Regions from separate parts of the Homo sapiens genome. Here regions 1, 2, 4, 5, 6 and 7 are each linked to region 3. Evidence: chromatin contacts called from ENCODE Hi-C or POLR2A ChIA-PET data. All regions are on one chromosome and are shown on one strand. Each heading gives the region's core, a stretch centred on a gene start or an enhancer-like site at or near the end of the contact. The rest is flanking DNA. Distances are from core to core; before and after follow the strand shown. Region 1 holds the start of FBXO46 (F-box protein 46). Region 2 holds the start of MYPOP (Myb related transcription factor, partner of profilin). Region 3 holds the start of INAFM1 (InaF motif containing 1). Region 4 overlaps LMTK3 (lemur tyrosine kinase 3). Region 5 holds the start of FTL (ferritin light chain). Region 6 holds the start of QPCTL (glutaminyl-peptide cyclotransferase like). Region 7 holds the start of PPP1R15A (protein phosphatase 1 regulatory subunit 15A).

What was found. Hi-C counts contacts between places; a loop is a spot of excess contacts on that map. ChIA-PET counts read pairs that join two places held with the same protein, here RNA polymerase II (POLR2A). Pooled maps may share reads with other maps.
Region 1: a pooled map shows a loop between it and region 3 (5-fold over the local background). The contact joins the promoter of FBXO46 here to the promoter of INAFM1 in region 3. A Hi-C loop is called at or near these places in 1 of 50 pooled maps. POLR2A ChIA-PET finds 5 or more read pairs at or near these places in 2 of 52 experiments (H1 and activated T-cell).
Region 2: a map of naive thymus-derived CD4-positive, alpha-beta T cell shows a loop between it and region 3 (13-fold over the local background). The contact joins the promoter of MYPOP here to the promoter of INAFM1 in region 3. A Hi-C loop is called at or near these places in 1 of 168 maps with a recorded cell type or tissue (naive thymus-derived CD4-positive, alpha-beta T cell) and 8 of 50 pooled maps. POLR2A ChIA-PET finds 5 or more read pairs at or near these places in 1 of 52 experiments (WTC11).
Region 4: a pooled map shows a loop between it and region 3 (11-fold over the local background). The contact joins the enhancer-like site here to the promoter of INAFM1 in region 3. A Hi-C loop is called at or near these places in 1 of 37 single-sample maps with no recorded cell type and 8 of 50 pooled maps. POLR2A ChIA-PET finds 5 or more read pairs at or near these places in 2 of 52 experiments (Caco-2 and activated CD4-positive, alpha-beta T cell).
Region 5: a loop to region 3 is called in a pooled map, with 7 times the contacts of the local background. The contact joins the promoter of FTL here to the promoter of INAFM1 in region 3. A Hi-C loop is called at or near these places in 4 of 50 pooled maps. POLR2A ChIA-PET finds 5 or more read pairs at or near these places in 2 of 52 experiments (GM10248 and GM12878).
Region 6: a pooled map shows a loop between it and region 3 (16-fold over the local background). The contact joins the promoter of QPCTL here to the promoter of INAFM1 in region 3. A Hi-C loop is called at or near these places in 5 of 50 pooled maps. POLR2A ChIA-PET finds 5 or more read pairs at or near these places in 2 of 52 experiments (GM10248 and activated CD4-positive, alpha-beta T cell).
Region 7: a pooled map shows a loop between it and region 3 (11-fold over the local background). The contact joins the promoter of PPP1R15A here to the promoter of INAFM1 in region 3. A Hi-C loop is called at or near these places in 8 of 50 pooled maps. POLR2A ChIA-PET finds 5 or more read pairs at or near these places in 2 of 52 experiments (GM10248 and WTC11).

Annotation. Positions count from the first base shown.
Region 1 is chr19:45,729,160-45,732,517 of GRCh38, reverse strand. FBXO46 (F-box protein 46) reads left to right here and starts at 1,622. Exons shown (of 2, transcript NM_001080469.2): 1 at 1,622-1,669. RefSeq lists enhancers at 1,295-1,424, 1,515-1,624 and a silencer at 2,473-2,767.
Region 2 is chr19:45,900,722-45,904,347 of GRCh38, reverse strand. MYPOP (Myb related transcription factor, partner of profilin) reads left to right here and starts at 1,735. Exons shown (of 3, transcript NM_001012643.4): 1 at 1,735-1,778; 2 at 2,523-3,073. The coding sequence starts at 2,575. RefSeq lists silencers at 1,043-1,122, 1,683-1,732 and enhancers at 1,383-1,492, 1,923-1,972.
Region 3 is chr19:47,273,127-47,276,994 of GRCh38, reverse strand. It overlaps INAFM1 (InaF motif containing 1), which reads right to left and starts at 2,110. Exons shown (of 1, transcript NM_178511.6): 1 at 1,272-2,110. The coding sequence starts at 2,075. The coding sequence ends at 1,647. It also overlaps a transcript of CCDC9 not described here. RefSeq lists silencers at 1,739-2,188, 2,549-2,808, 3,419-3,728.
Region 4 is chr19:48,490,826-48,494,423 of GRCh38, reverse strand. It overlaps LMTK3 (lemur tyrosine kinase 3), which reads left to right. Exons shown (of 15, transcript NM_001388485.1): 12 at 315-730; 13 at 2,885-3,020; 14 at 3,179-3,316. Among named protein-coding and RNA genes, the nearest start is that of LMTK3, 19 kb to the left of the region's middle. RefSeq lists an enhancer at 8-508 and silencers at 521-570, 761-1,240, 1,070-1,261, 1,261-1,470, 3,050-3,129 and 1 more. Within about 2 kb of position 1,468, at least 26 of the 41 ENCODE cell types and tissues checked have a DNase peak (open chromatin) inside an H3K27ac peak, as active enhancers do.
Region 5 is chr19:48,963,837-48,967,332 of GRCh38, reverse strand. It overlaps FTL (ferritin light chain), which reads right to left and starts at 2,024. Exons shown (of 4, transcript NM_000146.4): 1 at 1,724-2,024; 2 at 1,417-1,563; 3 at 927-1,052; 4 at 454-750. The coding sequence starts at 1,825. The coding sequence ends at 598. RefSeq lists enhancers at 1,735-1,784, 3,334-3,443, a silencer at 2,035-2,194 and a cis regulatory region at 3,125-3,496.
Region 6 is chr19:45,691,416-45,695,005 of GRCh38, reverse strand. QPCTL (glutaminyl-peptide cyclotransferase like) reads right to left here and starts at 2,340. Exons shown (of 7, transcript NM_017659.4): 1 at 2,096-2,340; 2 at 1,450-1,593. The coding sequence starts at 2,302. SNRPD2 (small nuclear ribonucleoprotein D2 polypeptide) reads left to right here and starts at 3,053. Exons shown (of 3, transcript NM_001384647.1): 1 at 3,053-3,119. The coding sequence starts at 3,118. RefSeq lists enhancers at 1,633-2,183, 2,709-2,838, 2,849-2,978, 2,797-3,517.
Region 7 is chr19:48,870,611-48,874,410 of GRCh38, reverse strand. It overlaps PPP1R15A (protein phosphatase 1 regulatory subunit 15A), which reads right to left and starts at 1,990. Exons shown (of 3, transcript NM_014330.5): 1 at 1,760-1,990; 2 at 1-1,186. The coding sequence starts at 1,177. RefSeq lists cis regulatory regions at 1-43, 423-923, 1,083-1,583, 1,770-2,343 and enhancers at 703-752, 597-1,207, 1,133-1,222, 1,883-1,992, 2,103-2,162 and 3 more.

The sequences.
Region 1 (3,358 bases), core at 373-2,872, 1.5 Mb after region 3:
CTCACTTTGCTGCCTAGTTTGGTCTTAAACTCCTGGACTAAAGCCAGTCTCCCGGCTGAGATTATAAGCATGAGCCACCGCACCCAGCCTGGAAAATACGTCTTAAGGGGAGATGATCTAACGACCTAGTCAAGAGTAGAAACCCTGAAATCCAATACATTTCAGTTCAAATCGTTTTCTTGGCTGTGTTGCCAGCGACAAGAGGCTTAATCTCTTTCTGCCTTATAAATTTGGGATTGTAATTCCTACCAGGGTTGTCTGTAGGGTGTCTGGCATATAGTTCCGATGCAATAAATATTTACTGAACACATGTTTACGCTGTTCTAGGTGCTTGAACAAGGTACACAAAGATCTCTGCCCTCCTGGAGCTTCTTCTTCTTCTTCTTCTTTTTTTTTTTTTTGAGACGGAATCTCGCTCTGTCCCCCAGGCTGGAGTGCAGTGGCGCGATCTCGGCTCACTGCAAGCTCCGCCTCCTGGGTTCACGCCATTCTCTTGCCTTAGCCTCCCGAGTAGCTGGGACTACAGGCACCCGCCACCCAGCCCGGCTAATTTTTTGTATTTTTAGTAGAGATGGGGTTTCAGTGTGTTAGCCAGGATGGTCTTGATCTCCTGACCTTGTGATCAGCCCGCCTCGGCCTCCCAAAGTGCTGTGACTACAGGCGTGAGCCACCGCGCCCGGCCTTCTTTTATTTTAAGAGGCAGCAGGGTCTCATTCTGTCGCCCAGGCTGAACTGCATGGAGGGCGGTGGTGTAACACTAGCTCACTGCCTCGAACTCCTGGGCTCGAGCGATGTGGAGCTGCTATTCTATGATGTGGACTAACTCCTAATGTATGGGACTTTCCTTCCTCCTAAGGCTTAATTTTCTCATTTGTAAATCAGGAGGTAAGAAAGGAGGGGACGGGCCGGGCGCGGTGGCTCACGCCTGTAATCCCAGCACTTTGGGAGGCCGAGGCGGGTGGATCATGAGGTCAGGAGTTCAAGACCAGCCTGACCAACATGGTGAAACTCCGTTTTTACTAAAAATACAAAAACTAGCCGGGCGTGGTGGCGGGCTCCTGTAATCCCAGCTACTCAGGAGGCTCAGGCAGGAGAATCGCTTGAACCCAGGAGGCGGAGGTTGCAGTGAGCCGAAATTGCGCCACTGCACTCCAGCCTGGGTGACAGAGCAAGACTCCGTCTCAAAAAAAAAAAAAAAAAGAAGGGGATGGATGGGAAGGAGTTTGGAAAAGCACAAGGAGCTGTTAGCTATTGTGTTGATCGGCACAAATGAATCAATAAATTTGCTCTTCCCCAACTCTCCACCCCTCACCAACACCCTATTGCAATATTCTCAATTCCCTTCCCAAGGGCCTCGGGCAAAAATGGAGCCCTCCTGGCTAGACTCCATCTCCCAGCGCGCCCAGCGGGGAAGCACCCTGCGCTTGCGCTGCCAAGTCCTCCCCGGCTTTGTCTCCCGGGAGTTCGAGTCGTTCTTTTCCTCCGCCCGCCTAATTTGCTTCCTACCCCACCTCCAAGCTTGACCGTGCTGCCTTCTGGGGGATGTAGTCCGTGGCTGCCCGGACTTCAATTCCCAGCGGGCTTCGGGACGAGAACCCGGAAGGGGAGGCTGGAGAGGAGCGAGTGGGGGAAACCCGCGTAGCCGAGGGAGATGCAGCGCGCGGCGATGGTGAGAGCCCAGGCGCGGGCCGGGGGCGCTGGAGAGTCGGGACGGGGGTTCGGGACCGGGTGACGAGGGGGAAGAGGCAGGGGCGAAAGAAGGGGCTGGGTGAGGGGAGATTGCCTGGGGGAGAGGACTGGGAGGAATGGGAGCCGGAGGTAGTAGTAGAAGAATGGTGGCTTGGGGAGGGGTCTTGGAGGTGGGGTGGGAGTGGAGCTTTGGAATTGATTGTAAAGGGGCTCAGAGCTGGGGAAGTGGGCCCCGAGTTGGAGACTGGGCTGGACATCCAGGTAGAGGCCCTGAAGGGGTCGATTTCGATGGGGGCTTAACCTGCGGCGAGGGTATGAGGATCAGGGTTAGGATGAGTGAGGGGGTCTGGAAGCTCCAAGGGACAGGCGAACGGTGGACGCAATGGGTTGGGGCCTCTGGATCGGATTGGGGGCAGGAAGGCAAGTTGAGGAGGTAGGAGGGAGAAATCAGTGGTAGGATAGAGTGTGGGTTTAGGCTCCAGGACTGAGGGTGGGGTAAGGAGCGTGAAATTAGGGGCCTGGATGTAGTGATAATTTCCCTAGTCCCGCCAGAGACTCCCGGTAAGCTGGACAGGCACAGAACTGTAGGATAATACGGCCAGAAAGGGCCATCGAGACAGGCTTTCGCACCCTCACTTCCCCGGTGGAATTTAGAAGAGTGTAATGGTTTATCCCTATGAGAAGTACAGCATTCATATCCCCTATTCTTCCACCCCTTTGTGCCATGGACAAATCTGTGAGCCTCAGTGCCCTTATCTGTAGTATGGGAACAGCAAGCATGCCTCTGAGAACAGGGTTAAAGGGAGTCATTAAAATCGTTACTATTAGTGGGAGAGCTGGGCTGTGAAGTTTCAGTCTCAGAGCTGTTGGTGGGAAGTTCTCCGCCCCCGGAATGTGACTGGGTTACAGGTGCTAATGGATTTCCTCCTTTCCAGTCCAGTCCCAGAGGCGTTTTCTCAAAAGCTGGCACTGATCTGGGCACACACCCCAGCTCAGAAGCATGTAGGGGCTCCCCACTGTGGATTACAGCTAACGCTTATTGTTTTACAAAATGCCTGGCCCTGTCCTTAGCTGTTTGTACACATTAACTCATTTAATTCTGATAACACCCCTGAGGGGTAGGTGCTGTTATTTTCTCCATTTTACAGAAAGGAAGCAGAAGTACAGAGAAATTAAGCAACTTTCCCAAGGCTATCCAGCATTAATTGCTAGACTCAGGATTCCGATCTTGGCAGCCTGGCTCAGAATCTGTGCTTTCAGCACTATAATTTAGTCCTCTCTCCATACTGAAATATACAATGTGATGAGTAGAGACAGCGAACAAAGCAGTCTAGAATATTAGTTCTGCCATTTACTTGCTATATGACCTTAGGCAAGTCTTTTATTTATTTTTATTTATTTATTTAGAGACAGTCTCCCTCTGTCACCCAGGCTGGAGTGCAGTGGTATGGCTAACTGTAGCCTCTGCCTCCCGGGTTCAAGCGATTCTCCTGCCTCAGCCTCCTGAGTAGTTGGGATTACAAGCATGTGCCACCACGCCCTGGCTAATTTTTGTAGTTTTAGTAGAGACAGGGTTTCTGCATGTTGGTCAGGCTGGTCTTGAACTCCTGGCCTCAGGTGATCCACCCGCCTCGGCCTCCCAAAGTGCTGGGATTAACAGGCGTGAGCC
Region 2 (3,626 bases), core at 486-2,985, 1.4 Mb after region 3:
CAGGCGTGAGCCACTGCACCCAGCCTTACATTCACCACATCTTACCTGACCCCACACCCCCAAGTGAGAACCTGGGCCAGAGACTTGGGTTTCACCTAGACATCTTCCTTTCCCTCGCTAGCGCGACACTCACCATGCTTTCCATATATTCTCTCAAATGTCTCTCCGTGTCCCCCTTGACACTGTCCCTGTCTTAGTTTAGTCTCCCCTCGCTTTCCTAATCCTTTTCTTACCCCTGCTCATGACTTTTTTTGACTCTACCCAGTAGTCTTGCTCCCTCCCACCCACCCTCCACACAGCAGGCAGAGGGGCCTTTTTTTTCTCTCTCTCTTCTTTTGAGACAGGGTCTTACTCTGTTGCCCAAGCTGGAGAGCAGTGGCCTGATCATAGCTCACTGCAGCCTGCAACTCCTGGGCTCAAGCGATCCTCCCGCCTCAGCCTCCCAAGTAGCTGGGACTACAGGCATGTATTTTTTTTTTTTTTTTTTTTGAGACGGAGTCTCACTCTGTCGTCCAGGTGGAGTGCAGTGGTGCAATCTCAGCTCACTGCAACCTCTGCCTCCCGGGGTTAAGCGATTCTCGTGCCTCAGCCTCCCGAGTAGCTGGGATTACAGGCATGCACCACCATGCCCAGCTAGTTTTTGTATTTTCAGTAGAGATGGGGTTTCACTGTGTTGGCCAGGCTTGTCTCGAACCCCTGACCTCAGGTAATCCGCCCGCCTTGGCTTCCCAAAGTGCTGGGATTACAGGCGTGAGCTCCACCGCGCCCGGCCCAGGCTACGGATTTTAGCTTTTATGTTCATTGTACCAGGAACTGTGTAAGTGCTCATGTATATTTATTGAGTCGATGAATGAAGCACCAATTGTCGAATGACCTTGAGGACTCCTGCAGGATGCTAACGAACACACTTCTCAGCCGGACTGAGCTCCATCATCCTGCCATGCGGCTCACCCCACCTGCGTTCTGGCTTCATTCCTGTCTCCATGCACTTGCTTAAAGTCGTGCCGGCGTCAGGATCTCCCTTCCTACCAGCCAGGAAGCTCTTCCCTCTTATTTTCCCCGCTCCTCGAGGTAAAGGTGCGCACAGAGGGGCCCCCAAGGCGTGACTGGAAGGCTTGTGGGTCGCTATGGTTACTGCATCCGCCCGGGGCGGGACATCCCCAGGACGCCCAGCCTCTAGGGGTGCGAGGTGGGAAGCTCTGGAGCGGCCCAGCGCAGGGGCGGGCAAGCCAGGAGGCAAAGCGGTTTCCTCACGCCTCCACCCCACCCACACAGTTGTCAAGGAGACAAAGCGCTTCCCTTCAGCGCTGTCTCCCTCCCCTTTGGTTAGAGGGCAGGGTGGGCTGGAAGACTGTCCGAAAGGTTGGGTACTGGCGCGCTCCCAGCATCTCTCCCATCCAAGCTCGCAACGCCTGCGCCGAGACCCGGTACCGGGTACAACCCGAGGCACGCGCATGCGCGCGATGGAGTTTTTGCGCGTGCGCCGTTGTGGCCCCAGGAAGCTGGGGTACCCGCGCGGCGCTAACGTTGCGGCTGCGCAGTTGCGGCCTGCTGGTGGGGCTCGGCGGAGCGCAGTTCTGCGCCTGCGCTGTGCTGGGGTAGGTGGGAATGAAACCCTGGCGGTAAGGGCATTGGGGCCGACTGGCCCTGGGCGCGCCTGCGCCTTGGCATGCGGGGCGGCCGGAGGCGGGGCCGAAAGAGGGGAGGGAGGGAGGCGGGGGGTGGGAACAGGCCGCAGAAGCCCGAGCCCTGACCCACCGGCGGCTGCGGCGGAGCCGGTGAGTGACCCGTGGCCCGACTCGGTCCCCACCCTCCGCGACCTTCGCTCTCCCTGCCGTCCCCCGTAGCCTCCGTTGTCTCCTTGTGATACGGGACCCCCGTTATTTCCAGAGCTCCCCTTAATTTCTGGCAATCCCCAGAGCCCCCACAATCCTCGCAGACCCTGATCCCTAATATTTGATCGTTCCAGCTCTTCCAGTGATACAGGAGCTCCCACCTCACCATTATTCCTGGACATCCCTCTAAGGGCCCTTCTCATATCGGTCTTACAGACGCCCCGTTGCCCCCTAGAGCCCCTAGAGCGCCTCCTCTGCTCCAGATTCCCCCCTTCTTGCTGCATCCCCCCTTCCGCATCTCCTTATCTTCATGCATCTAAGACCCCCCCGAGGCACCCCCATCCTCCCTCCATTTCCTATCCTCCCGTGCCCCCATTCTCTAACTCCTGCAGACACCTCCTCTCCTCGCACTTTTCCTCCTTTCCTTCCATCCCTCCAGACCCTCCCCCAATTTCTATCAACTCTTCAGCGTGGCACTTCGCGCCGCGCGAAGTCCGAGCCAAGCGCTCAGCCGGTGTCAGCTACTCTTAGGCGCTTCCGACTTACCCGGGTGCCCGTCGCCCCCGCCCGCCCCCCGCCCCCACTCCTGCCCCCGGGGACTAAGGAGCTCTCGGCCCGGCGGTCTGGGAGAGGCGGCGGCGGGGGGACCCCGAACCCCAGCCAGCCCCGTGCGCCCTTTGCCCGCAGCGCCGGCGCCCCCCATGCGCCAGACGGCAGGACGGCGGCGTCGGGGGGCGCCATGGCCTCGGCGGCGGCGGGCGAAGCGGAGGAAACCACCCGGTTGCGCAAGCCGCGCTTCTCATTCGAAGAGAACCAGATCCTGATCCGCGAGGTGCGCGCCCACTACCCGCAGCTCTACGGCGCGCAGAGCCGTCGGGTGAGCGTGGCAGAGCGGCGGCGCGTGTGGGACGGCATCGCCGCCAAGATCAACGGTATCACCAGCTGGAAGCGCACGGGCCAGGAGGTGCAGAAGCGCTGGAACGACTTCAAGCGCCGCACCAAGGAGAAGCTCGCTCGCGTGCCGCACTCCACGCAGGGCGCCGGGCCCGCCGCGGAGGACGCTTTCTCCGCGGAAGAGGAGACCATTTTTGCCATCCTGGGGCCAGGTGTGGCGGCGCCGGGGGCAGGTGCTGGGGCGGAGGAGCCCCCTGCGGCCCCCTCTTCACAGCCGCCGCCCCCAAGCGCCTGCCCTCAGCGCTACGTGTTGTCGGAAGACCGCCGGGAGGACCGACGTGCAGGTGAGTGTCTTCAGAGTAGGCTGTGTGCCTGCGCTGTTGCAAGCCTTTTACATGTCTCATCAAAGCCTTGCTGCAGCCCTGTGAGGTGGATGCTGTCCTTCGCCCCATTTTATAGCTAGGGAAACTGAAGCTCAGAAAAATGAAATGACTTGCCTCAGTTCCGATAGCTAGTAACTGTCAAGAGCCAGGAATGGAACCAGATTTAGGAGGCCTGACTCAGGTCCACACCTGGGGTCATCAGCACAGGCAGGATTTCATTAAATGCAGTGTCGAGTAGTGACTCTGGAGGCAGGCTGCCTGGGCTCCGATCACAACTTTGCCACTGAACTGTGTCATCTGAGTAAGTTACTGTACTTCAGTTGCTGCATCTGTAAAATGGAGATAAAAATAGTCTGCACCTCAAAGCGTTGCTGTGAAGATTAAATGAGCTAATATGGGTAAGTTGCTTAGTTCAGCACCTCCTCAACTCTCATTGTTAGTTCTTGATAGAATCATCAATGCGGTAAGATGCATACTATTTCACTATTTCATAAATAAAAGACTCAGACATGTT
Region 3 (3,868 bases), core at 861-3,360:
ATTGTTTGAACCTGGGAGGTGGAGGTTGCAGTGAGCAGAGATCGAGCCATTGCACTCAAGCGTGGGGGACAAGAGTGAGACTTCTCTCAAAATAAAAATAATAAAAAATAAAAATACAAAAAAAAAATTAGCTGGGTGTGGTGGTGGGCACCTGTAATCCCAGCTACTCAGGAGGTTGAGGCAGGAGACTCACCTGAACCAGAAGGCGGAGGTTGCAGTGAGCAAGATCATGCCACTGCACTCCAGCCTGGGCAACAGTGCAAGACTCCATCTCAAAAAAAAAAAAAAAGAAACACAGAGGTCAAGTGACCTGCCCAAAGTCACACAGTTTGTAATGAGAGGAGCTGGAATTTGAACCCGAGTAGTCTCGCCCCAGTCAGTGCCCCTAACTATCACCTATGCTGACTACAAAGAAGTGCTGGCTTCCTAGATTCCCCTTCACAACCACCCTCTGGGGAGTGGTGGTGGGGTAAAGGGGAGGTGAGCAGAGCAGCTGACCTTCCTAACCACCTCCACAGATCTCCAGGAGCCACAGCGTGGGAGAAGATGCTCAGCCTCACTCTCCTGGGAAGGCCTCCAGCTCAAGCGGGGAGGCTGGACAGGAACCAGCTTCCTGCATGTCAGATCCCAGGCCCTGTCCAGAGCCAGGCCTCAGTCTTCCAGGATGGAACATGGCCTCCCCACCTCGGACTCCTTGCCCAGAAGCTAGACCTCAGTTTCCCGGCCTTGGTTTCCTAGCAGCGCCCCAGGCCAGAGGCTGCACCAGTCTTCCAAGGCAGCACAGCGCTTTGGTCATTGGCTCTGAGATTTCCAGACAGGCTGAGAAGCAACACCACCGCCGCCGCCATCCACTCTCATCTCTCTGACCCCAGGAAGTGGGCCAGCATCGTTCCCTCTCGGCAGCCAACTGAGATCCCTGGGTGATTCAGCCTCTGTCCCTGACATGATAATTACACCAACAGCAATTCCCAGAACCCCAGCTATTGTCCTATATCACCCCACCCCTCCTCTTGTCTCCTGTGCTGTAACACGAGGGCAGACACTCTGCTTCTCCCCAGAGACATTTGTCCTTTGCTCCAAGCACACAAAAAACTGGGAAGCCCTTCCCACTGTCTGACCTTCAAAGGCCCTGCTGCTGCTAAGCTGCTTCTCCCTACTCCAAGAAAAGAAGAGCTCCTTAAGGAAGGGGAACAGCCCACCCGGGACAAAACAGACAAAGGCCACACCCCAGGAAGGTCTTTCCCACACAAACTTGGGAGGGGAGGCATCTCTGCAGACAACAGGACAGACACAGCACGAGGCAGCCGAGGCTGTCGTTTATTGCAGATGGACACGGATTCAGGGAGGTGAAGAGGCAGATGGGCTGTGGGCTCTGTGCTCAGCATCCCACAGCAGGAGGGGCAGGAGACAGAGCTCAGGATGGGATCTTCCTGATGGTGGAGGACCCGGCCTGACCACAGAGTAGCTGCAAGAGGCAAGGCCCCGAGCTGACACCCCCTGGGCCCCCATTCCGCGGGATGACGGCTCCAGAGACGCTGAGCGATGTCATTAGGAAGAAGGCCGGACCAATCCAGAGACGGTGCATCCTCGGCGTGGAGCACAGAGCTCTCGAGGGCTGGCGATCCGGGTTGGGGTGGAAGGGAGAGTTACCCGGGTCTTCGCCCCTCCGCGGCCTCTGGCGTCTCTCTGGGTGTCTGGCGGCTCGGACGGCGGTCAGGGTCGCTGTAGCGGCGGCGGCGGCTCAGCGGCAGCTGGAGCTGGGGTCGCGGCCCGCCGGGGACTCCCAGGAGGCAGGAGAGGGAGGCAGCGGCGGGCGCCGGGACAGGCGGCACGCCCGGGCGGGCAGCACACGGAGGGGACGGCGCGCTGGGCTGTGGGCCGGCGGGTGCCGCGGGAGACCGCGTGGGTACCCAGATGAGACCGTAGTACACGGCGAGCAGCACGGCAGCTAGCGAGACGCAGAGGAAGTAGGCGCATACCGGAGCCAAGCGCAGCCAGCGCCCCCGCGGGCCCTCGCTCAGCCCCGCGCCTCCGGGGCTCTCGGCGCCGCCGCCCACGCAGCTGGTCCCCCGCATCCCCGCAGCCCACTCGGCTCCGCGCCGCAGACCGCACAGGCCCCGCCCCCACCAGGCCCCGCCCCCACCCCGCAGACCGCCCCGCTCTCTAAACCGCCCGCCTCCGGCCCCGCCCCCGCCAGCATGGTCACGCCCCCACGCGAGCTGCCGCCTCCGCATCCTAGGCCCACCCCCTCCAGCCTCCGCCCCACCACCGACAGGCGGAGGTGCTACCCCGCCCCCCTCGCTCCAGCCCCGCCCCCGCGCTTAGCCCCACCACCCCAATCACCGCCTCCTCCCGCCACAACACGGTTCTCTTCCCAGACTCGGACTTCATCCAGCCCAGGCATCTAGCCCGCCTCGGAGCCCGCCCCCTCGTCCCGCTCAAGCCCTGCCTGGAGCCCTAACCCGCCCTGTGCCGCAGCCAGTCTCACTTCTCTACCTGTCGGACTGCTCTACTCCAGTGCTCGAGCCCTGCCCGCTACGGCCTCTGGCTCCCACACTCTAGTTCCGGAATCCCCGCTCTCCTCCCGCGCGGGTTCCCGCGCGACACCCCGACCACGCCCCCGCTGACGGCCCCGCCCCATGCCCATGGCCAGAGCCCCACCCGCGCGCGCTGACCCCGCCCCCCGCTCTAACTCCGCCTGTCAGGATTCCGGCCCCGCCCAGGCAGCCTAGCTCCGCCCCCGCGGGACCCGCCTCCTCCAGCACACTCTCAGCCCGCTTTCAGGTATCCTCAGCACCTCAGGCCCCGAGGTTCCAGCTCCGCCCCTCACCGCAATCGCGCCCCTTCTCCCAGCTCCTCCCCAACGGTCAGCTTTTCCCTCTCCCTAGAGCCAAGGGGTCCAGACTAGGCTCTGGGGTAGAAAGAACACAGCCTGGAAATCCAGATAAACCCCTCCTCACGCCCCCTCCCCATCAAGGCGGGGAAGCTTCAGTCCCCTCCCAGCAGCGTCTTCAGGAATTCGGGGAGGCCTGCGGGAGGGGGGAGGGAAGACGGATCAGAAGGGTGGAGGAAGACCCCTTCCTTCCGCCTCTTCCGCCACAGAAAAGCCCGCCAAGCACAGCGACCCAGCCTGCCCCCTCCAGAAACACAGTTCAAGGGTGAGCGGAAGCACTGCGTTTAATACGACAGGGCTGGCGCCCGAGTAATTCAAGCCCTTCGGAAGTGTCACCGGCTGCCAGGCCTCGGATGCAATCCTGGAGGCGGGAGATTCGGCCTGAAGACTGGCTCGAGCCGCCCAGGGCCTCCATGGGAGACTAACGCGGAAGCGTCCCAGCCGTCCCAGTGCCGTGACGTCCCCCGTTGGTGGGGCCTGCACCCGACTACTGCCCTGGCCCCGCCCGGCTCGCAGACCCTGGCTCCTCCCCCCTTAGATTTAACCCTCTCCTGGCTGGAGTGTGGCAGAAGCAGAGGACAGAGGAGCGAGGCGGTGGGAGGTTAGTGCAGAGCGCGGAGGCCGCGGTCCGGCGGGCGCGGTCAGCGAGCGGCCCCCGGCAGCGGAGGGGCCGCCACCACCTTGCAGAAACGCACCCTCTGGAAGTCGGTGATCTCCGCCGTCTCCTGGCCTTCGGGGCCTGCCTCTGAGGAGAGAAGGGGCTGAGTCAGCGGAGGGGAGCAGTCTTCCCACCTCCCCCCCGGCCCAGCACCCCTCCCCCGTCTAGCCACGTCTCTCATCCAGTTCGAGCCCTTGCCACAGCAGGCTCGGCGCTAAGCGGTTTACGGGGCCCAGACTAATCCTCTCAGCGGACCCACGCAGCAGCAAACACTCCCAACATAACCGTTTACAATCGAGGAAACGCGGGTGTGGCGA
Region 4 (3,598 bases), core at 219-2,718, 1.2 Mb before region 3:
GGCTAGATGGAGGTCAGGCCAGAGGAGGTGGGGACAGAGGCCAGAGAAATCAGGTAGGCCAGGGCATGAGGGCCTGGTGGGCTGTGGGAAGTTGCGGCTTAAAGCCGTTGGCACTGGGGAGCTCTGGGGAGGTTGAGCACTGGAGAGGACCTTTCCCACCCTGCCTGGAGAAGCCCTGGTGCAGCCCTTCCGTTCACAAAGTGGGTGCTGAGGCCCAGATTGTGCGGGGGTCTTATCTGAGGCCACACAGCTAGGTGGGAGGGCCTGCCTCAGTTTCACCGGGACAGGGGCTCACCAGGTCTCTCCCCTCGCAGCCAGGCTCTCCCGGCTCTCGCTGGCGCTGCCGCCGCTCACGCTCACGCCATTCCCGGGGCCGGGCCCGCGGCGGCCCCCGTGGGAGGGCGCGGACGCCGGGGCGGCTGGCGGGGAGGCCGGCGGGGCGGGAGCGCCGGGGCCGGCGGAGGAGGACGGGGAGGACGAGGACGAGGACGAGGAGGAGGACGAGGAGGCGGCGGCGCCGGGCGCGGCGGCGGGGCCGCGGGGCCCCGGGAGGGCGCGAGCAGCCCCGGTGCCCGTCGTGGTGAGCAGCGCCGACGCGGACGCGGCCCGCCCGCTGCGGGGGCTGCTCAAGTCTCCGCGCGGGGCCGACGAGCCAGAGGACAGCGAGCTGGAGAGGAAGCGCAAGATGGTCTCCTTCCACGGGGACGTGACCGTCTACCTCTTCGACCAGGTGCGGAACCCGAGAGGGCGCGGTTTCGGGGTCGCGGCCTGGAGGGAGCAGGAGCCTAGAGCCGGGAAGGGCCTGGCGGGAGGCCGAGCTTAGAGTTGGGCGGGGCCTGGAGGGAGGCGGAGCTGGAGTGGGGCGGGGCCTGAAGGGAGGCCGAGCTAGGGTGGGGCGGGGCCTGGAGGGAGGCCGAGTTAGAGTGGGGCGTGGCCTGAAGGGAGGCCGAGCTGGAGTGATGCGGGGCCTGGAGGGAGGGCAAGCTGAATTGGGGTGGGACCTAAGGGGAGCCCCAATCTAGAGTGGGGCGGGGCCTGGGGCGGGGCCGAGCTAGAGTGGGGCGGGGCCCAGGGAGAGGGCGGGCTGGGGGGCGGAGCCCAGGGCGGGGCCTGGAGGGAGGTCGAGCCTAGAGGTGCAGGGCCTGGGGCGGGGCCTAGACGAAGGCTGAGCTTAGGGTGGGGCGGGGTCTACAGCAGGGTTTGAAGGCAGGCTGAGCCTAGAGCGGGGGCGGGGCCTGGAAGGAGACCGCGCCTAGGATCGGGACAGAGTCTGGATCCGGGCCTGAGGGAGGCCAAGTCTGTGGCGCGGCAAGAGGAGGCCTGGAGAAAATCCAAGGCTGGAATGGGGGCGGAGCCTAGGGCGGGGCGGATGGAGCAGGGCGCGGGAAGGGCCTGAGGGGTGAAGGCGGGGTCTGGGGAGAGACTGGTCAGGGAAATGGGGCGGGACTAGGAAGATGGGAGGAGGCTTTGAGTGTGAGGGCAGGGCCTGGCAATGGGGCAGGGCCAGGAGTATGGGCCGAGCCTAGAGCTGGGGCGGGACCTAGGGTGAGGGCAGGGCTTGTGACGGGGGCGTGGTCTAGAGGGCGAGGAGAGGTCTGGAGAGAGAGTGTGGGTCTGGAAGGAAAGAGGGGGTACTGGGTAGTCAAGTATGGGATCCTGGAGAGGCTAGGGAGGAAGTGTTGAGAAGAGGCCTGGATGGTGAAGGGGCCTAGTGAGAGTTTGGGCATGGTTTGTTGACTAGAGTTCTAGTGTCTGTAGGCTGGTTCGGGTTGGAGCAGATCTTACCCACTAGGGAAGGGCCATGGCTAGGCTGCAGGTGGGCTTCAGAGATGGAGCAGGCAGTCTTAACGTATTCTGGGGTGAGGTCAGGGATGAGCGAACCTAACGACTGGGACGGGTCTTTAGAGAGATGGGTTGAGGAATGTGTTAAGAGTTAGGCCTGTCCCGGGTGGCTCACGCCTGTAATCCCAGCACTTTGGGAGGCCGAGGCGGGAGGATCACTTGAGGTCAAGAGTTCGAGACCAGCCTAGCCAAAATGGCGAGACCTCGTCTCTTAAAAAGAAAAAAATTATCTTGGTGTGGTGGTGCGCATCTGTAGTCCCAGCTACTTAGGAGGCTCAGGTGGGAGGATCGCTTGAGCCCAGGAGGTTGAGGCTGCATTGAGCCATGATCACAACACTGCTCTCCAGCCTGGGCGACAGTGAGACTCTGTCTAAAACAAAAAGAAAAACACAGGATATGGTGTTGAAGAGAAAAAGGGAGGGCGAGTGGTGCTGAGGAACTGGGACCTTGTCTAGATGAACCTGGGGCGGGCATACTGGGCTGAGATTATGAAAGGAATGGAAACAAGGCCAAGAACTGGGGCCTGGGCCACTGAAATGTTTTCAGAGGGGTGGGACTTGGAGGGCGGGAGCAGGTCTACTTCTGAGGGAGGGCTCAGGGGCAGGGTCACAGCATCCAGCACGGCATGCGCTCAGGATGGGGCAGGGGTTGGGAGGGCCACTGGAGCAGGTCAAGATCTCAGAGGTGGGTGGGACTGACGTGGACGGGGTGGGGCTTATGGAGATCGCTTTGGGTTAGGGGATCCGGTGGAGGCCTCACGTTAATGAGCCAGGAGAGAATCCCTGCGTTGGGCTACTTAGCTGTGCGCGGGGCTCCGCTGTCAGGAAAGGAGCCTCTGGCCAGGTTGAGGTTAAGGCTGGCCCAAGGCTTCGAAGCCAGATTAGGGGCTCCAGCCACCTCTCCAGAGCGTGCGAGTCAGTGATTACAAATTGGGATTCCTAGAGCCCCAGAAATATTAGCCGGTTTTGTTGCTTTTGGGGGATGCGGTAAATGGGACGTGAAGGTTTGTCCCCTCTGGCTTCCCCCTAATCTGCCTTCACAGGAGACGCCAACCAACGAGCTGAGCGTCCAGGCCCCCCCCGAGGGGGACACGGACCCGTCAACGCCTCCAGCGCCCCCGACACCTCCCCACCCCGCCACCCCCGGAGATGGGTTTCCCAGCAACGACAGCGGCTTTGGTGAGGACGGGCCCTATGGGGCGGGAGGGGGCGGGAGCCATGGGGCGGACGGGGCGGGGTCTATGGGGTGGGAGGGGCTTGGTCGGGAGGGGCGGGACCAGAGGGCGGGAGTGCCGCAGGTGTCTGCAGCCTGACCGCGGTCTTTCCTTCTGCCGCAGGAGGCAGTTTCGAGTGGGCGGAGGATTTCCCCCTCCTCCCCCCTCCAGGCCCCCCGCTGTGCTTCTCCCGCTTCTCCGTCTCGCCTGCGCTGGAGACCCCGGGGCCACCCGCCCGGGCCCCCGACGCCCGGCCCGCAGGTACCATATCCTCGGCCCTGCCCCCTCCTCTGCCCATCTCTGTCCCCCTATGTTCCACTGCCAACTTCTTGTGACCATCTTTCAATGTCCCTGCCTCTCTCTTCCCAGTCTCTTCTCTCTCCCCTCTCAGTCAACAGACACCCCACCCAGCTCTGGAACCAGCTCAGACCAGGCGACGTCCATCAGACGGTCGTAGGCAGGCAGGCCGGCCGTCCCCAACCCCCGAGCCTCAGTTTTACCTTCTGTGGGGATTACCCCCACCCCCGACTCTTGCCCATCTTT
Region 5 (3,496 bases), core at 775-3,274, 1.7 Mb before region 3:
AGCGATTCTCCTACCTCAACCTCCTGACTAGCTGGGATTACAGGTATGAGCCACCACACCCAGCTAATTTTGTATTTTAGTAGAGACGGGGTTTCTTCATGTTGGTCAGGCTGGTCTCGAACTCCTGACATCAGGTGAGCGACCCACCTGGCCCCATAATCACTCGTTAAATAGGGCTGTTTCTGGCTGAGACCTAACATCTGTTTCTAGATACCAACCTAGGTCTTAATTCAACTCCCTGGAGTCTATCTCTACCATCTGGGAGGGACAGTTAACAGCCAGGCAAGCAGAGAACCCTCAGGTTCAACACTACCCAGATAGCCTCTTGTCTTAGGACAGTTAAGAAAATGGGAGATGGGGCCAACTCCTCTTTCACTGGCATCCCAACCCAGCCAGAAGCTTTATGAGAACAGATCCCACCTCATCTTCCACACCACACACAAAACCACCAGCTGCATCAAAAAGCTTTATTTCCATTTGGTCCAAGGCTTGTTAGGATAGTTAAGAAAGCTGCCTATTGGCTGGAGGGAGAGGCTTAGGCAGAAGCCCTATTACTTTGCAAGGGGCCCTTCAGAAGTCGCTGGGCTCAGAAGGCTCTTAGTCGTGCTTGAGAGTGAGCCTTTCGAAGAGATACTCGCCCAGCCCAGCCTCCGGGCCACCCAGCCTGTGGAGGTTGGTCAGGTGGTCACCCATCTTCTTGATAAGCTTCACTTCCTCATCTAGGAAGTGAGTCTCCAGGAAGTCACAGAGCTGAGAGAGAAGAGGGAGAAATTAGAAACCCAATCCCTGGAAAAGAGGGGGAGAGAGCAGCCAGTTGCAGATTAAAATGTGACAGGTGTGAAATGAGGCTCTGAAGGAAATTTGCCCAAAGGGAGCAGAGGCTTGAGGGGTATGGTTGGGTAGCCATGGATGCAGCGGGTACGTACATGGGGGTCCGTGCGGGCAGAACCCAGGGCATGAAGATCCAAAAGGGCCTGGTTCAGCTTTTTCTCCAGGGCCATGGCAGCTTTCATGGCGTCTGGGGTTTTACCCCACTCATCTTCAGCTGGCTTCTATATAGAAGGGAGAAATGGCTCAGAATACACACACTCGGCACATAGAACTAAACCTACATTTCCCAAGAGTCGTTGGGGGTCAGAGGCCCAGGCCACAAAGACATGTGACAGCTTGTATTTATCACTCTCCGCACCCTGTCCTAGCTCTTACAGCTATACGTCCCTAAGACCACGCAGCGGTGTGGACTGCCGCGTGTTGTGGGCACTGCACGAGGTGCGCCTCTATTTCCAGCGGTTAAGAGGGCTCACAAGACCGAACTCAATCTCCCAGAAGCCCACGCGACACCTACGCCCTCAAATCAAGGCTCCTCGCGCGCACGGCCTGCTGGGAGATGTAGTCCATTACCCACACACTAGTTACCTTGATGTCCTGGAAGAGAGCGCGGCCGCCACGCTGGTTTTGCATCTTCAGGAGACGCTCGTAGCCCTCGCGCTTCTCCTCGGCCAATTCGCGGAAGAAGTGGCTCACGCCTTCCAGAGCCACATCATCGCGGTCGAAATAGAAGCCCTACGGGAAGAGATGGAGGCAACAATGGTTAGCGGGAGGCGAGGCCAAGGGGACTCCGCCCTCTGTTTACCCGACCGCACAAAGAAGGCTGGCGCGTGCAGTGAGGGCCGGAGGTGCGCAGCTGGAGGAAATTAGGGCCAGGGGCGTCCTGGGGACTCACCAGAGAGAGGTAGGTGTAGGAGGCCTGCAGGTACAAATTGACCAGGCTGTTGACGGCTGCCTCCACGTCGGTGGAATAATTCTGACGAATCTGGGAGCTCATGGTTGGTTGGCAAGAAGGAGCTAACCACAAAAACGGTGCTGGCAGGTCCCAGAAGCAGGAGATGGCCGAGAAGATGGTCCCGGAGGTTGCAAGCGGAGAGGAAATCGGAGGGCGGTCGGAGGCTGGAAGAGAGTCCCCGGATCTGTTCCGTCCAAACACTGTTGAAGCAAGAGACAGACCCGCGGGACCGCCGAACTGCGAGGGGACGTGGCTAGGGCGGCTTCTTTTATGGTGCGCCGGCCCTCGGAGGCAGGGCGCTCGGGGAGGGCTAGCGGCCAATCTGCGGTGGCAGGAGGCGGGGCCGAAGGCCGTGCCTGACCAATCCGGAGCACATAGGAGTCTCAGCCCCCCGCCCCAAAGCAAGGGGAAGTCACGCGCCTGTAGCGCCAGCGTGTTGTGAAATGGGGGCTTGGGGGGGTTGGGGCCCTGGGGCTGATTCTGGAAATGCAGGGGTTCGTGGGCGGGAGGGTGGGGGCTGGGGTCCCTCTGGGAGGCTAGAGTTTTATGGGAGCACTAACAGCCCTGTGAACTGATGACCCTGGGGTCCTGGGGTGCCTCGGGAAAGTAAGATTCTGGGGTTTCCGAGGGCATGGATTTTTCTGGAACCTTGAGTGGGGGGAGGGGCACCTCAAAGGTGCAGGGAGGACCTGTAGTTGCCTGAGGTTTGCGCTGCGAGATAAGGAGTCTCCGGATCCTTGGGAAGCTTGGAAGGCTGTGAGGTGTTATTTCTGGACCCCTGGAGATCTCTGGAAGATGGAGTGTTGCGGGGACTGGAGTCCTGGGATTTACAGGGGTGGGGGTTCACGATGCAAACTCTCTATATTTTGGAGCCCTCCCCGGGGAAATCTTTAGGTTCTTGAGGTGCTCTGCAAGTTGGAAAGGGCAGTTATTCTGGAGCCGTGGGTTTCACCCAGTGCGGGAAGCCCAGGAGGAGCATTGTATGAGGTAGGGTGACTTCTGGAACCCTGGACAGCCCTCTGGAACCCTCCAAAGATGGGCTGGGACTTTGGGGATACCTTGGAGCTCTTTCAGGGGCCCAGGCTTTTTCTGGGAGTGGAAATGGGGAGGAATGAAAAGTCTGTTTTGAGCTTTGCGGTGTCTCTGGGATTGCATTTCCTGGAGGCTGTTTTGGAGACAACTCACAGACTTCGAGAATTCTCCGTGGCCCTGAACAGTGTCTCTGAAGTTGCCCTCGTGTCTTGCCTGACGTGTGCTCCTTCAGGCCCACAAAGAGAAGCCCTGCGTTGTGGACAAACAGTCTGGGGACCTATGGACGAGACGTCTGTCTTCGACTAATGCATATTTTTTAAGTGGGCCTGGTCCACGTTGATTTCTGGGAGACGGAGTCGGCGCAAACCTTGACTCTACTTAAGTGCCCTGATGGAGGCAGCCCGTGCGCTGGGCAGGGAGCTGAAGCCACTGGGGTGTGGGGTGAGGTCAGGCCCTGCCCTACAGAGGAGCTGCTCCGAACAGCCCAGGCGGGGCAGCCCCTGACCGAGGGGATCTGCAGATGCCCCGCCAGGCCGGTATCTGGGGTCCTTGTTGCAGGCAGCGACTGCTGAGTCATGCTGAGCTCAGCGCGGGAAGGGGCCCCCGCGGGGACGGATGGGGGTGGGGCCACTCGCTGACCTCATCCCCTTGGCACTCCCCGACTTTTTTGGTGGGACCCTC
Region 6 (3,590 bases), core at 1,091-3,590, 1.6 Mb after region 3:
GCCCCCTACTCTGATTAAAATCATTCCCTTGACAGTGCTGGTGAGTACCTACTGGGTGCCAGATGTTGGGGAGACCCCACCTCTTGAAGCCAGCAAGACTCATCACAGCTTACCCTTAAATAGCTCTCACTGTGTGCTAAGCCCTCTTCTAGGAACCATTTAGGGGAGGGACTGCCAATACATGACCCCATTTTACAGATGAGGAAATGGGCTCAGAGAGGTTAAGAAACTAGTCCAGGCCGGGCGCGGTGGCTCACGCCTGTAATCCCAGCACTTTGGGAGGCTGAGGTGGGCGGATCATAAGGTCAGGAGTTTGAGACCAGCCTGGCCAATATGGTGAAACCCCGTCTCACTAAAAATACAAAAAATTAGCCAGGCATGGTGGTGCACACCTGTAATCCCAGCTACTCAGGAGGCTGAAGCATGAGATTTGCTTGAACCTGGGAGGTGGAGGTTGCAGTGAGCCGAGATCGCGCCACTGCACTCCAACCCAGGCGACAGTGTGAGACTCCATCTCAAAATAAAATAAAATAAAATAAAATAAAAAAGAAACCAGTCCAAGGTCACAATCTAAGTGGATGAGGTAGCATTGGGACTCAGGCAGTATTTAAGTGACTTTTTTTTTTTGAGATGGAGTCTCGCTCTGTCACCCATGCTGGGGTGCAGTGGCGCAATCTCAGCTCACTGCAGTCTCCGCCTCCTGGGTTCAAGTGATTCTCGTGCCTCAGCCTCCCAAGTAGCTGGGACTACGGGTACCCACCACCACGCCTGGCTAATTTTGTATTTTTAGTAGAGATGAGGTTTCACCATGTTGGCCAGGCTGGTCTCAAACTCCTGATCTCGAGGGATCTGCCTGTCTCGGCCTCCCAAAGTGCTGGGATTAGAGGTGTGAACCACTGCGCCTGGCCTTTAAATGACTCTTCATGCTTTCTGGAAGACAACAGATACATTACAGCACCAGCTCGGAGCCAACCTGTTTGGGTTCAACTCTAGGTCTATGATTTTCTAAACATTGGGTCTCACTAGGTTGACTAGGCTAGTCTCAAACTTCTCAGGTGATTCTTCCACCTTGGCTTCCCAAAGTGCTGGGATTACAGGCATGAGCCACTGCACCCGGCTAAGGTCTACTACTTATTATCTGTAGGATTTGTGCAATGTGTATAACCTCTCTGAGCCTCAGTTTCCCCATCTGCATAATGAAGATCATATTGGTACCCACCTTATAGGGCTGTCTGTTGCCTATGCCTAGCACACAGTAAGCTTTTGGTGGGGGCATTAAGGGGGGCAGTACAGCCTGGTGGTTTGTTACCAGCATGGAGTCTAGAGTCCGATTAACTCCAGTCAGAGCCCCAGTTCCTCCTCTTAGCTTCTTTGGGATCTTGAACAGGATTCTTATTTCCCATTCCCTGGAGGGCTAGGGGGTCAGGGACTGGAGGTGGGTCCCTTTACCTTTCTGACTTGGAGATTTCCCGGGCTGCCCGGGGTTCGCACAACCAGCAGGGGGCGCAGATAAGTGCTCCAGAGACGCTGTGGATCCAGTTGTCCCACCACCCTCCGCAGCCGGGCTTCGGGGAGGCTTCCGATCAATGGGACCTTGGGAAGGAGGTGGGATAGGGAAGGGAAGAATGAGAGCAACCCCCCCATTTCAACCCTACCCCGGGCGCCGTCACCCGCGAGGAGCCCCGGGTTCTCTTCCTAATCTGCCGCCTCCAGCATCGGAGACTTCTAGGATAAATCCAAGGCTCAGGAAAAGTCCTTCCAAGACCATCCGGTCCAGCCTACCTCAAACTTGATGGGGAAATCGAGGCCCAGTGAGAGAGAGGGGAGATGGAGGAAGGGACTCTTCCAAATAGTTGACTAAAGGCGTAGAACCCTGAACCCCCCCGTCTTACTATTTCAGACCTTTCCTCTTAAAAGGAAGCTACTGTTGCAGAACCAGCCCGAAGCCTTATTCCTTTGGTAAGGGTCATGCGCTCAGATGACGAAGACGGTGGCATCTGCGGTTAGGGCCGTACGCTAAAGCCACGTCAACCCTGGGTAACAGCGGGGAGGGAATGAGGGTCCCCGCGGTGCCCGGGTCCCCGCCCAGCCTCACCCGCAGCTCCCGGCCCAGCGGCAGCTCCTCAGTCCTGCGGTGCCAGCCGCTCCAAATGGTGTAGAACGCCGAGCCCACGGCCAGCGCCAGCAACAGAGGCAAGAGCCGAACCCGCGGTAGCAGGCGGCGCTTCGGCGGCAAGAGTGGCTCCATGAGGCCACGTTCCCCCAGCCGCAGGCGGGGTCGCCCGCGGCCCCCGGAACGCATGGCCGCTTTGCCCTGAAACCTGTACCAGACCACGGATTGAGTTTAGGCCCAGCCAAGTTCCTCCCCATGGAATCGGTGGGCCAATAAGCAACAGCTGCGGCTGCACCAGCCCACCCCACAGCGAGCAGCGAAACCAATAAGAACTACGGTCCTGAGGACACGCCTCCCAGCCTCCCTTAGGTATTGGGGTTGGTTCCCCTGAGAATGGCACGACCCAAATGGGAGCGCAAGAGAAGTAGGCTCCGCCTTAGCGGAGGAGGGAAAGCCAATGAACAGCGTTTGATCATGGAAAATATTCGATCTCCCGGGCGCAGGTCCATGCCCCTTCCGGATGTAGGCAGGGGATTGGTGGCGCAGGGTCGGAAAGATCAGTAGATACGTCAGTAACGCGTCCCAGAGGGAAGAGGGGCGGTGCCTGTCTCCGAAGCGAGGAGCGGATTGGCTTCACGGAGGCCGCGCCCCCGAAGTCACGGCCGGCGGGCATTTGGAAATAGCTTGTCATTTCCCTCCTTCAACCTGTACCATTCTTCAAGAAACGGTTTGAATCAGACTGCCTTTCCTTTTGTCTTCATTGTCATAAACATCTGCCCCCGTGTGGTTCTGACTGGCCGCGAACCCCTACCCGAAGCTTTTATTCCATCATTGTGCACCGTTGGTGGGGAATGCTGTGGCAACAGGCCACGCCTCCACTTACTGGTTGGCTTTGCGCAGGCGCCAACGGAAGTGGGTCGCAGGAAGAGGAAGTCCCGCCTCTCTCTCCTCAGGCAGCAGCAACGCGGAGGAAACGGGAGTGAACGGAGAGCGTAGTGACCATCATGTGAGGCCGGGCTAGGCTTAGGCGGCGGGAATGAGGTTGAGGGTGGATATTTGACCGATTGAGTGTGGGAAGGGTTGAGCAGAGCGGGGGGGGCAGGGGCAGATGTTTTAGGGATGCAGCGTCCTGCTTTTCTCCTGATGAGTTTGAGAACGGGCGTGGGGCCTTTGACGCATCGTGACTTCGGGAGAGGGGACAGCTTTATCAGATAACGCCCTGGGCTGGGCGCGGGGGCTCATTCCTGTGATCCCAGCACTTTAGTAGGCCAAGGCGGAGCATCGCTGGAACACAGGAGTTCGAGACTAGCCTAGGCAACATAGCGAGACCCCCGTCTCTACAAAAAAAAAAAAAAATTTAATTATGAAAAACATGTTTTAAACGATAACGGGAGTGGTCCTAGATAATTAGTCCTATTGAAATGAATGTTAAGGGGCAGCGATTTTACGAATACTGGGGGAGGCCGAGCGCGGTGGC
Region 7 (3,800 bases), core at 741-3,240, 1.6 Mb before region 3:
GCTGATAGACCCAGGACTTCAAGAAGACACCTGTAGCAGGAGTGGAAGAGGAAGCCTCAGCTTCTCCCTCTTCCTCATCTGATCCAGAGTCACTGTCCTCATCTTCTTCCTCATCTTCCTCTTCCTCTGTGTCCTCTCCTGGCCAATACACCCAGGCCTTCAGGAAGGCACTTGGTGGGGGGATGCAGGGAGGACACTCAGCTTCTCCATCCTTCTCAGCTGCCCCCAAAGCCTTGACCTCACCCTCCTCTTCATCACTGGGTTGGCACCACCAGGACTTGAGCTGGGGCCTCTGGGCTGGGGCTGAGGATTGCGGCCCTGGGGCAGCTTCTCCTTTCCCAGTTTCTTTGTGTGCCTTTTCCTCCTTCTCCTCGGACGCCTCTCCTGAACGATACTCCCAGGACCTGGGGTCGGAGCCTGAAGATCGGGGGGACACGGAGGTCTTCCTGGCTCCTTTACTTCTTTCTGTTCTTTTATCCTCCGTGGCTTGATTCTCTTCCTCCCCTGGGCAAGACACCCAAGTGCTGGGCTTGGATCCTGGAGACAAGGCAGAAGTAGAGGTTCTGTGAGCTTCTTTCTTTACAGCTTCTTCATCGTCCTCCTCCTCCACGGCTGGACAACACTCCCGGTGTGATGGTGGATAAGAGAACTTGTTAACTCCCTCCTCTTCAGCAACTCCCTCTTCCTCGGCTTTCTCCTCCCCTGGGTTCTTATCAGAACCTTGCAGTGTCCTTATCAGAAGGCTGGGAGACAGGGGAGCACGCTGGCCATCTGCAAATTGACTTCCCTGCCCTCTAGGGACACTGGTTGCCTCTCGCTCACCATACATGCCATCATCATCATCCAAAAGTCCCCAGGCTTCAGGAAGGGAACTGCTGGTTTTCAGCCCCAGTGTTTCTCTGTCCTCTCCAGGGCCTCCACTGTCTTCAGCCTCCTCTTCAGGGCGTCTGCCCCAAGGGGTATGGGGGATTGCCAGAGGAGTCCTAGCTTCTCCCTCCAGGCCAGCTTCTACCAGAGCTGCTCCTTTTACTGCTTCCACCAGCCAGGGCTCTAGAGGTCCCAGGCCCCTCAGGCGGCTCCAGGCGCGGCTGAGGAGGCCCATCACTGGGGACAGGAGGAAGAAAGGGTGGGCATCCCTCCACGGGGTAGCCTGATGGGGTGCTTGGCCTGGGGCCATGTGTCTGGGCTGGAAAAGGGGGAGAAAAAAATAAAGTTTAGGGGCCATTTAGAGGATGGCATCCGGGCGTGACTATGAGTCATAGCAACGGAAATAGTAACACAACTATTGTAAATAGCAACGCGAGAGTCCCAAATTCCTTTCTGATCTCGGCCACGCCCATCTCTGTCCCTTGGCTCTGTTCTTATCTCTCAATAGCCAGGAGTCTGAGCCCCTAGTTCTGCCTTAGATCCAAGGGTCCAAGCCCCCAGCCCTCTCTTTCTTCAGACGCAGAACTCCCAGTCCCAAGAACCAAGAACAAAAGTCTTTACTTGCTTCCCTTGGCGACAAAGTCATAGTCCCTAGCTCTCTCATTCTGCTGAAGATTGACAAATCAAACCCTCACACCCTCCTCCCTCGCAGACTGAAACATTCTGACCCGACCCCCTACTTGGCAGATGATTCCTTCACGGGGGACCCAAGAATCTGGCTTCCAGATCCCTCCTCCCTCAGGCTCAGGACTCCAGGCTCCCAACCCCTTCTCCTTTCTAAATCCGGGCCCCCAGCCCCGTGGGGACCCAGGCGTTCCGACCCCTTACTCACCGGCTGGGAGCTGCGCGTCACCCCGGGGGCAGGAGCGCCGGTTCGGTCTGCCAGAAGCGATCACAGGTCCGGACGGTTAGGGAGGCCAGCGCGTTCATCTCACCCTCAGGCGTCGGGCTCCGAGTAACTCAGAGTATCTCCGGCTGCCTCAAGTGCCGTGGCGACAAGCGGGCGCGGGGTCGTGCAGCGTCTTGCATAAGATCAACAACTGGGATGGGAACCGATAAGAGCAACGAACACAATGGCCACTAGGCTTTTATAGCCTACCGCGCCCGGCGTGCTGACGTCACGAAGAGAGGCGGGGTTTCGAGACCGCAACCCGAAGGGTGGGAAGTGGAAGTAAGACAGGACTTCTCGCGGAGATTCCAGCTTTTGCAACGTCACGGCGGAGTTTCCGAGCGTGACCACGCCCCTCCAACAAACGAACTGTCAATCAAATGCGTGGCCCTGCTTCAACAGCGAGCCAGTTCTCTCTCAGCTCAGGGTCAATGCCTTCCCACCCCAATTTATTTATTTATTTAGTTAGTTATTTTGAGGCGGAGTTTTGCTCTTGTTGCTCAGGCTGGAATGCAAAGGGGCGATCTCGGCTCACCGCAACCTCCGCCTTCGGGGTTCAAGCGATTCTCCTGCCTCAGCATCCCGAGTATCTGGGATTGCAGGCATGTGCCGCCACGCCCGGCTAATTTTGTATTTGTTTAGTAGAGACGTAGTTTCTCCATGTTGGTCAGGCTGGTCTGGAACTCCCGACGTCAGGGGATCCTCCCGCCTTGGCCTCCCAAAGTGCTGGGATTGCAGGCATGTGCCGCCACGCCCGGCTAATTTTGTATTTGTTTAGTAGAGACGTAGTTTCTCCATGTTGGTCAGGCTGGTCTGGAACTCCCGACGTCAGGGGATCCTCCCGCCTTGGCCTCCCAAAGTGCTGGGATTACAGGCGTGAGTCACCGCGCCCGGCCTATTTATTTATTTATTTATTCATTATTTATTTTTCTGAGACGGGATTTCACCATGTTTGCTAGGCTGGTCTCGAACTCCTGACCTCAGGTGTTCTGCCTGCCTTGGCCTCCCAAAGTGCTGGGATTGCAGGCGTGAGCCACCACTCCAGGCCTATTTATTTATTTGTTATTTTTTATTTTTTTATTTTTTTTTGAGATGGAGTCTCGCTCTGTCACCGAGGCTGGAGTGCAATGGCGTGATCTCGGCTCACTGCAACCTCCATCTTCCGGGTTCAAGCGATTCTCCCTCTTCAGCCTCCGAGTAGCTGGGATTACAGGCACGCACTACCACACTCAGCTAATTTTTTGTATTTTTAGTAGAGACAGTGTTTCGCCATGTTGCCCAGGCTGTTCTCGAACTCCTGAGCTCAGGCAGTCTGCCTGCCTCGGCTTCCCAAAGTGTTAGGATTATAGGCGTGAGCTACTGCACCCAGCCTATTTATTTTTTGAGTAGGCGTCTCACTCTGTCGCCCAGGCTGGAGTTCAGTGGCGCCATCTCGGTTCACTGCAACCTCCACCTCCTGGGTTCCAGCGATTCTCCTGCCTGAGCCTCTGGAGTAGCTGGGATTACAGGCATGTGCCACAATGCCTGGGTAATTTTTGTATTTTTAGTAGAGACAGTGTTTCGCCATGTTGACCAGGCAGGTCTTTTTTTTTTTTTTTTTTTTTGAGACGGAGTCTTGCTCTGTCGCCCAGGCTGGAGTGCAGTGGCACGATCTTGGCTCACTGCAAGCTCCTCCTCCCTGGTTCTCGCCATTCTCCTGCCTCAGCCTCCCTAGTAGCTGGGACTACAGGTGCCCACCACCACGCCCGGCTAATTTTTTTTGTATTCTTAGTAGAGACGGGGTTTTTCACCGTGTTAACCAGGATGGTCTCGATCTCCTGACCTTGTGATCCACCCGCCTCGGCCTCCCAAAGTGCTGGGATTACAGGTGTGAGCCACCGCACCCGGCCGACCAGGCTGGTCTTGAACTCCTGACCTCAGGTGATCTGCCCGCCTTGGCTTCCCAAAGTGCTGGAATTACAGTTGTGATCCACTGTGCCTGGCC